Regions from separate parts of the Homo sapiens genome. Here all the other regions are linked to region 1. Evidence: chromatin contacts called from ENCODE Hi-C or POLR2A ChIA-PET data. All regions are on one chromosome and are shown on one strand. Each heading gives the region's core, a stretch centred on a gene start or an enhancer-like site at or near the end of the contact. The rest is flanking DNA. Distances are from core to core; before and after follow the strand shown.

Evidence for each region. A loop is a pair of places that touch in the nucleus more often than their neighbours do. ChIA-PET counts read pairs that join two places held with the same protein, here RNA polymerase II (POLR2A). Pooled maps may share reads with other maps.
Region 2: a loop to region 1 is called in a map of Ramos, with 3 times the contacts of the local background. The contact joins two enhancer-like sites. A Hi-C loop is called at or near these places in 4 of 168 maps with a recorded cell type or tissue (Ramos, esophagus squamous epithelium, heart left ventricle and 1 more), 1 of 37 single-sample maps with no recorded cell type and 3 of 50 pooled maps. POLR2A ChIA-PET finds 5 or more read pairs at or near these places in 2 of 52 experiments (A549 and WTC11).
Region 3: a map of CD4-positive, alpha-beta memory T cell shows a loop between it and region 1 (7-fold over the local background). The contact joins the promoter of SOX9-AS1 here to the enhancer-like site in region 1. A Hi-C loop is called at or near these places in 2 of 168 maps with a recorded cell type or tissue (CD4-positive, alpha-beta memory T cell and GM12878), 21 of 37 single-sample maps with no recorded cell type and 9 of 50 pooled maps. POLR2A ChIA-PET finds 5 or more read pairs at or near these places in 2 of 52 experiments (GM10248 and PC-9).

The regions. Positions count from the first base shown.
Region 1 is chr17:72,006,581-72,009,937 of GRCh38, forward strand. No RefSeq gene overlaps it. Among named protein-coding and RNA genes, the nearest start is that of ROCR, 18 kb to the right of the region's middle. Within about 2 kb of position 1,756, at least 2 of the 41 ENCODE cell types and tissues checked have a DNase peak (open chromatin) inside an H3K27ac peak, as active enhancers do.
Region 2 is chr17:71,941,261-71,944,289 of GRCh38, forward strand. No RefSeq gene overlaps it. Among named protein-coding and RNA genes, the nearest start is that of ROCR, 83 kb to the right of the region's middle. Within about 2 kb of position 1,596, at least 2 of the 41 ENCODE cell types and tissues checked have a DNase peak (open chromatin) inside an H3K27ac peak, as active enhancers do.
Region 3 is chr17:72,114,198-72,117,542 of GRCh38, forward strand. SOX9-AS1 (SOX9 antisense RNA 1) reads right to left here and starts at 1,819. Exons shown (of 7, transcript NR_103738.1): 1 at 1,657-1,819; 2 at 9-203.

The DNA of each region.
Region 1 (3,357 bases), core at 506-3,005:
CAAGGTTATGGAGAAACAGGAATGCTTATCCACTGTTGGTAGGAGTGTAAATTAGTTCAACCATTATGGAAGACAGTGTGGTGATTCCTCAAAGACCTAAAGACAAAAATTGAACCAGCATTTGACCCAGCAATCCCATTACTGGGTATATACCCAAAGGAATATAAATCATTCTGTTATAAAGACATCACTATTCACAATAGCAAAGACATGGAATCAACATAAATGCCCACCAAAGACAGACTGGATAAAGAAACAGTGGTATGTATACACAATGGAATACAGCACAGCCATAAAAACGAATGAGATCATGCCCTTTGCAGGGACATGGATAGAACTGGAGGTCGTTATCCTTAGCAAACTAACACAGGAACAGAAAACCAAATGCTGCGTGTTCTCATTTATAAGTGGGAGCTAAATGATGAGAACACATGGACACAGAAGAATAAAACTCACTGGAGCCTTTTGGAGGGTGGAGAGTGGGAGGAGGGAGAGGATCAGGAAAGATGACCAAAGGGTACAAGGCTTAATACCTTGGTCATAAAATAATTTGTACCACAAACCCCCATGTGTCAAATTCATCCATGAAACAAGCCTGCACTTGCACCCCTGAACTTAAAGGTTAAAAAATGTATATATAATTACACCAAGAAATAGTAACGATGCATAATTTAACAATGCATAGATTTCCAAATATTTTCACAAATATGAATTCATAGTCCTCACATCAAACCTGTAATTAATGGCCACCATTGAGGTCCTGTGATGTTCTAAGCATCATGTTTGCATTGTTTCATCTTCCATCTAGAGTAAGAGGCTCAGAGAAGTCAAGGCCATTTAACCAGCAAGTGAAAGAGATATGATTCTAAGACACGGTTGTTCAGTGGTGATGGTGGTGGTGATTTTTGTGGGTTTTTTGCTTTTGTATTTGTTTTGTAAGCTCTAAATCTGGCACTTTGCCTTTTTCTGTAATATAGGAGTCAAAAAGGAAAGGAAAGGAGGATGAAACCCTAGAGGTCTCTAGGTGATGAATCGATTTTAGGCTTTCAAAAAAGCTGTATTAGCATCGCGTTCATTCCCATCTCTCCAAGGCTTTGGAAAACATCCTTTTCAGTAAGGAATCAAAATCAAGTCCCCTAAATAAAGCACTGGTAGTATGAAACACTGAGACATATTTTTAGTCTCACTGTGTCCGTTTTGTAGCAGCATAACATATGTGTTGAGCAAAAATATACACAATATTTAAAAACAACAAAACAATCACCATTATTCTCGCCATCTGATGGCCAGTCGCTGTGATGATTTGTTCTTTAGGTCAGCTTCTGTGTGCCATCATCTAAAGAGCAAACTGCTTCACATACCTACCCTACCTTCCCTCCTACCCTGAGTGCAGATGCTCACCTACCCTCATCTTTCCTGCAGAATGACTATGGACAGATATCCCTAAATCACAGACTCGCTAAACAAGGAGCCTCAGAGCAGACCTCTGCAGGGCTGATCTTAATCCTTTCCAGACAAATGAGATATGATTTCAAAAAATATTCAGGAAATGTGAATTCTCTTCCTACCTTGGTGACTTGTGTTGAAGTTTTACGTATATAATCAGAAAAACTTCGCTTATTATTACTGTCAGGTTCATCCTGCTGCAATTTCACCTCCTTAAAAAAAGTGGTGTCCAATTGTATGGAAACCCTTTGAACATAAAAATGAATTTGTAAACAAACATACTGAGCCGTGGTAGTTAACTCACAGAATAAAGCCATAGTCTGCGAAAGAACAAAGTGTAGGGAGTCTTTTAATGACTCATCCTAATATGTTTAAAATATGATTCAGTACAGAAATATTTGTGATATAGAAGACATAATAGGGGCACAATTATTGAATCAGTTTCGAGACTTGGGCACATCTGAATATATGTAGACAATGCCTTCTTCGTGTCAGTTTCATGTATCTGTCCCTATCACATGTTGTGCCAGCAAATGAAATTTCCTAGCTATATCCACATTGATGAAGCTTTGCTGTCTGTATGAATCTGCATCTGCCCATGAATGAGTCCATTTCAAGCACATGTACGTGTCTGTGCATGGGTAGAAAGATAAGCTTAGCAATTGTGTGATTTGTTTCTGCTTAGGCAGTAAGTTACTAATCTCCTGATTGGAACCAGATTTGTATGAATTAGGGGTTGAAATTGGAACAGTCACTGCTGTGTGCAGGATGTAAAGTGAATAAAATGAATGGAGTATTAACCTTCAACCACTGAATATTAATCAGCTTTTCATAAGAAAGAAAACACAGAGCTTGCCACACTAAATATTTTCAGCGCTTATTGACAGGATATGATTTCTTTTCTCTCTCAGCCCTGTTACTTCCAGTCAAGGGCCTGAAAATACCGGACAATAGTCAACTTGACACAGATTAATATATGATTTGAAAAACCCCAGGTACTGAGGGTGGGTAGGATTCTGAATGTGTCAAATCTGATGAAATGATATGCCTTTATCAAAAGTGAGCCTGTCTTCCAGTCACTCCTGCAAACACTCCTTTGGGCCAAACTAAGCCCAAAGGGAATTCACAGAAAGACCGTGGATGGGAAACCTTGATGACCACAAAACAAACATGTAAGAAGAATATATTTTCCATTGCCATAGAAAGGACTTGCAATTAGGAAGTGATTCTGTTTGGGTATTTGGATGAGACCTACATCCATTCCAAGGGGAATTAAGAAAAGAGTCATGTAATAATGGAATCTGAGTGAAAATAAAACTTGTAATATTGCAGTTACTTGTGCAATACTTATGTAATATTGCAATTGCTTTTGTTCAAGAATGCAAAGTCTTGTATTTATGTCCATATAATAACATGGCATATATTATATAGACTTTGACATATATATATATATATATATATATATATATATATATATATATAGAGAGAGAGAGAGAGAGAGAGAGAGATAGAGAGAGAGAGAGAGAGACAGAAATATGTCTCTGTAGGTAGAAATATGGACAAATAGAAATATACATAAAGTATATCTTTATGCATGTTTTATGTATGTTATATCATCAAAGAAGGCAGTAAATTTTTGCTCCTGCAGATATTTTGAAGCAGCAGATATTATATGCTAACATTATCTGTATCTATAAAGCTACTTGCACAATACTACAAAGAGTACATTTCATGTGGCTAGGATTAAATTGTAATTGAATTCAACTTTTAAAACTAAGAAAGGGAAAAGGGAGAAGAAAAGGATTTCTTCTATACCCAGCTCATGCAAATTGTTTTCAAATATTTTCTCAAATGTTTAAGAAATTCAGTTTTTTCTTAAACTGAATTTTTATTTAAAAAGCTATACTTTTT
Region 2 (3,029 bases), core at 346-2,845, 65 kb before region 1:
TCCCAAAGTGCTGGGATTACAGGTGTGAGCCACCATGCCTGGCCAGAAATTGTTAAACAACAGAGGAAGTACAATGAAGATCAAAATGACCCTCAAATTTTTTAAACTAGAGACCTTTATGCCTTGGATCACTTTAGAACAAACTAAAGAATTTCTCATGAAAACACCATTGCTTTCTTTCTTTGTGTAGATAGAGAAAGGAAGTGGGTTTCTCTTTTCCTCCTTGCCTGGCCAAATAGAATAAGCCAATTCTGATGGCCAAATCATTTTGAAAGAGGAGGATTTTAAGTTCTTAGAGCTTACAACTTCACTTCCCATCTTGAGGCTGGTTCAGCATCTAGGAAGCTTGTAAATATAGTCTGCTGACTTGTCTGTAAGCAAAGCTCTTTAGTGCTGGATCTCACTGAAAGAATGGAGGGAGCCCCTCAAAGTCATATTCCCATAGCCACTGGACTTTATCTTCCTATCCAAGGGGACCTAGGAATAGAAGTCTCATGTTGGCAAATTCAAATATTCCACGTGGGCTAATTAAGTGCCTGCTGTGGTCAACAACTGAAGAATGTTACCAGAAAGCCTAAATGGTTATTATCCTATTTTGAAGCCTTCTCACTCCCTGGCCAAAAGTTAAAATAACTGGCTAAAGAACCAGGAACTTCTCCTAAAGAGGCATCCAAAGGGAAAGTCAAATAGCTCATAAAATCCTACTCCAGTCTGTAAAACAGCGAAAGAGACACTTAGCATTGGGTGTTGTTTCCTTGGTTCTCTTTATTTTATGAGGTCTCAATAAGTTTCCTGGGGCTGCTGTAAAAAAGATTTCTTTATAGTGGTTTGTAGGCTACATTCCCCCACCCACCCTCACACACACACCCTCATTCCCGCCTCCTCTCCACACCTCCTCTCCACACCTCCTCTCCCTTTGTTTGATTTATAAAACTTTTTCCATGTCCTGTGTCCTTTTTCCATGCTCTGTCAACTGACCCTTTTGCTCAAAAGGCTTCTTTCCTCTCCAGGGCAGTGTTCACTGCTGATTGGGCCTGTCACAGTCCAAATTACAGGCTCACTGAGGCTCTCTGTTTAGACTTTTATTAACAAATGCAATATGCCAGTAATTCCTCAGAATTATCTGAAGTGGACGCTGTGGCTCTCTGTTTAGATTTTTATTAACAAATGAAATATGCCAGTAATTCCTCAGAATTATCTGAAGTGGACGCTGTGGCTCTCTGTTTAGATTTTTATTAACAAATGAAATATGCCAGTAATTCCTCAGAATTATCTGAAGTGGACGCTGTGATGTGCCGTTCAGACCTCCCTTCAGGAATGGAAACTTGATTTCTTCAGTTGCAGTTTGTGCTGGGATGGACCTCAGCTGTCAGCCTTCTTCCAGAAGTGCCCCCACTGGAGAAAGCTGCCTCACTGAAGGTTGTGCCTTCTCCCAAAGCAGCTCATACCGGCAACTCATCAACATGAAGTTCAAAGGCCCAACCTCCTCCCCACTAGCCCTGGACAATTCAGATGGCAATTCTAGCTCCAGAGCTTCCTGCGGTTACTTCTGCATTGCAGCCCAGCATTTCCTTCTGCCCAGTCGTCCTCACTTCCCCTTTTGGTCACAAGATGCTGATCCCAGGAGCTCTCTGTCATGCCTGTCCTGCACTCTGATCTCTGTCTTGGAGTCTGCTTCCCAAGGAACTCAGCCAGTGACAACTGGTGCCAAGAATGGGCTGAGATAGCAGACACTAAGATGAGACTTTGGAACTTGATCCCCTTTCACCCAACTGGCAGTGAGGACCCCTTCACTGGTGACAGGTGAAGCACAGGTAGCCCTGGCACATGGAGCAGAGCGATTTTTGAACTTTCACCACTGGTGGACTGGGGTGGTGTAGCGGTGGAAGGGACTATGCCAGCCAATGCAATGTATGAGGCCTTTAAAAAGGGACAACCATAGGACAGTAGAATTGGGTGGCCATTGCTCTACTTGACTGACACTCCAGAAAACAACAACAACAACAACAAAAACTGAGTGTGATGAATCAGCAATTCAAAGCTAAGTGGGAAAACCAGAGGACTTCCTTGGTCACATCAAAAGATGCTCTCATTCTCTCTAGAAGAAGGTAAAGAAAGCAGAACACCAGGCCAAAGACGGTTAATTCCCAACCAAGTCAGAGTGGCTATGCCAAGGCCATGGCCCCAGCCCCTGTTGGAAAGAATGGGGCCTCAACTCATAAGATGAGGACATCTGGGTTGATGATACTCACAAATCTTGGATGCCCAGGTTCCCCTGAACCCTTTGAACTTGAAGAAGTTGTTCACTCTTCCCAATGGGCTAATGCCTTCCCTTGCTTAAATGCAATTCCCAGGCCTTTTTCCTGCAAGACAGCATGTGTAATATTCAGGATCTGTTCCCCCCTCCTGTCCTGGTTAGTGGGTTAATAACTAGGGTAGAGTCACAGCACAACCCAGCCAGAGATGTACTGAACCTGCTGAGGGAGGAAAAGGACTATACGCTAAAGGCATTCTAGGACCTCATCAATATCTCCAGGCAAGAGTTAAAAGAGGACTTCTGGGACAGGAAGATGAGTGCTAGAATAAGGGAGCAGAACATAAATTTAGATAAAAGAGAGTTGTGGCGTTTTGTTTTTATATAGAGATGGTGATATGGTTTCGCTGTGTGCCCACCCAAATCTCATCTGGAATTCCCACATGTTGTGGGAGGGACCCGGTGGGAGGTAATTGAATCATGGGGGCTGGTCTTTCCCATGCTGATCTCATAATAGTAAATAAGTCTCACAAGATCTGATGGTTATACAAGGAGCAGTTTCCCTGCACAAGCTCTCTCTCTTTGCCTTTTGCCATCTGTGTAAGATATGACTTGTTCTTTCCCTTCTGCCATGATTGTGGGGCTTCCCAAGCCACATGGAACTGTAAGTCCAATTAAACTTCTTTATTTTGTACATTTCACAGTCTCAGGTATGTCTTTATCAGCAGCATGAAAATTGACTAATACAGTAAATTGGTACCAGTACAGTGGGGTG
Region 3 (3,345 bases), core at 569-3,068, 110 kb after region 1:
CTCCTTACCTGCGCTTTACCTGCCTCCAAAGCACCTTGATGGAGCCGCAAGGATGGGAGGCAGCTTTCTGTGACCTGTGAGTCGTCTCAGGGAAATAGAAGGGGAATCCATGAAAGAGGCAGCAAGAGTCTCAGAACATTATGAGCCCAGAGGACAGAGCAGAGTTCACGTGGACAGAGGCTGGATTCTGCGGGAAACCAGACCTGGAGACAACAGCAGAGATGAAATCTTGTCTCCTTCAGAAGTTTAGGCACATTGTCAGCCCTCAGGCAATATTCACTGAATTGATTTATTCAAAAATCAGAATGATTTGACGTTGGGCTAAATGGGAGAGACATGACAAGTGACAGGGAAAGACAGGATGGAAAGGACATGGTGTCTCCACCACGTTGTACTTCCTCTACCCAGAACTCTACTCTGTCATCTGGAGTCCTAGAAAGATTTAGATGTAGCCACCCCATTCCCCCCATCCCTGCCCAGCCTCGTGTTCGTCCATACTTTGCAAATTTGCAAGCACCCGCAACAGCCTGCTTTGCCGCCCATGATACAGCATATATTTAATATAGTTGGGGTTCAAACTAATGCTCTACTGGGAGCTCCCTAGGAAAACTCTAGAGCCAGGTCCCTGGGGAGAAGTGGACCCTGGAGGCGTGGGGATGGGGTGAACGCCTGGGTGGAATATCTGAGCAAACCTACTCTGCCTTTCTGTCCAATCATACGGTAGAAAGCATACCTTCCAGGTACAGTATCAACCCCTCCGTCAGGGTTAGACACCACCTTTTCTCCTGGCTGCTGAGGAAAACATCTCAACCTATGAGATGTCTCCACTGCTCCAAGAAAATGAGTATTTAGGGGAAAGATTAAATGCCCATATACTTGAATCTATAGTGACCCTACCCCTAAATTATACTAGTAACTGTTTATCTGTCTCTGCTTTGCCTGTGGATATTAAGGCAGATGAGACAAAAAGTCTTCTTTTGCCAACCAAAGCTAACAGTTTGCGAGCTTTAGGGGGACCCCAAAGGGGACCAGTTTCTGTAATACAGTTGATGCCTTCTGTCTGTGTTCTGTCAGGATTCCCTCACATTTTAGCCAACCTGGAAACTAGGGAAGAAAAAGTAACAGGTTCCAGTCCTAGAACTCTGTGGAAGAAATCAACCTGCCCTTTCTCGTGGGGGTAAACACATGTGATCCAAAAGATAGTGACAGGAACACTGTTATATTTTCCGGGTCTTAATGATTTGGAAGGGGAATACTGTCCCCTCTCCTAGGCCAGTCCAAATTTCACAACCCATCCGGAAAACAAAAGGCTGAAGACAGAAAAAGAAGACATTTACTATTCCACTTCTTCCTTTTACATCAGTGAGAGAAAGGGCCTTGGGAGAAAGATGGCACAGAGAGAAACAAAAGAAAGAAAGAAAGAAAACCAAAAATCTCTGCTTTCTCAAAAATCCCTGGTCTGCCTATCTAGGCTGGGAGAGACCCCGAGGGCAGCCTGTCTCTCCTGCAGCCTTTGCAGTCAGCGACAGGCATCATGAAATTAATTTGAAATAAACAATGACAAAGCAGGAAGCTCAACGGGTCCCTGAGTTGCTTTGGGCCCCCACTCCTCCCCGAAGCCCCTGGGCTGTTTAACAAAGCCGTGGGTCCGCCTACCCCAAGCACTTTTTGTGACGTCACAGCTCCGAGGACCATCCGGGGGCTTTACTCTCGCGGAAGCCCAAAAGTTGGGGTTTGACCTCATGACCTTGGCCTTCCCGGGGGGCGGGAGGCCCTCGGGACAGGACGCGCTGTCCCCGGAGTCCGGAGCTCAGGCCAGTGGCAGTCGACCCAGCCCCCGAGACTCCCTCACGCCGCTCCAAAACCAAAACGGAGCCCAACACGAAGCTGGGTGAAGCCGTAGCTTGCAGGAGCCAGGGAGATGCGCTCTGCCCGGGACTTCCCGGGTCCTGTTGAGACGGAAAGGATCGCAGGGAAGACAGGATAATTGGTCTTTAACTCTGACCGTTACCTTCGAAATTGCACCTTACAAGCATGTCCTCTATTTCCGTGGCTTGATGGGGACACTTTCTCTGATTAAGATCCGGAATAATCACCCACCCAATGGGATCTCTTAGAGGGAAGCGCTGGTTAGAATCCCTCCAGGCTGAGATGCAATCATCGCCATTGAGCCTGCCCTCCCCTAGGGAAACCCCACAAAACCATCCTGAGAATCTCAGCCCTCTTTGGTCGGTACCTGAGACTGCATAGACCTAAACTGAAAGGTGATCGAAGGGGAGGAGCAGTTGCTCGTGCGGAGGAAGCTCTTGGGGCCGAAGTGGCCCCGGCCGAGTATGTCGCAAAGGAGGCACCACTGCGTTGAGCGCTTACTGTATCTTTACTTTTAAATCACCAAGGCAAAATCACCTTCAGCTAAAAATGCCTGAAAGACTTTTTAAAATAGTGGGAGTGGGCGTTAGGGGGAAGAGATGGCCTAGGAAATTTTCCGCAGGGCGTTCTAGGGATGAGTTGAGGGAAGCCGCATGACGCGCGGCTCCCCGGTGCCACAGCTAAGGACAGATATTTTCGCAAAACCCAGAATGAAAAAAGAGCACGCTCCCTTTGGGAGCGCTGTCCCTTTGGGACTGGGGCCTTCCACTCCCACCCCTCCTTTTTCCCTGATCGGCTCCGCAGCTCCACGACAAGCCAGCTGGTCTGGTCTCTGACTTGGGCTCCGGTCCGTACCCCCGGGGCGCCCTGCTGTGTTACAGCCGCCCGACGCCCCCAGACCCGGCCAGGTCACCAGGGCAGATTGGAGGTTCGCGCCCCCTCACCCGACACCTCCCGTCCACCTCATCTTTCTTTTTTTCGAAAACAGGAAAGGGAAGAAAACTGAAACGGGCCTCTTGGTCTGCAGTTTTAGCGGAGTCGGGATTCCACAGCCCTGAGTGGCACATGCCGGTCAACTTCCCAAAGTCGGGCTCCCGTGTGGGGAGAAATACACACGCAGGAATGCACAAGCATCGCGTGTTCGCAACTGTCGCTGGGAGGTCTGGCGGCTGTGATGGGACATGCACTCACTCGGGCAACACGTCCACAGGTGACATCTATTCGATCAGTCAACAGATATTTATTGCGCACCTACGACGCTATCTGGTACTTTCCTTTTCCCCTTAGCTGTTGCTGTCCAGCCCAGCGCCAGTCCAGAGACGGGCTTACCGGCCGCTCCCTTCCACAAGAAACTCGTGTCCGGCGTGAAGAGCGGACGATAAACACTCTCCAAGCCCAGCGAAATGTACTAATTACAGGAGCGGCTGGGAGCCCGCGACACGGGGACCTGTCCCTCCAGGGATAGGAGTCTTCTAC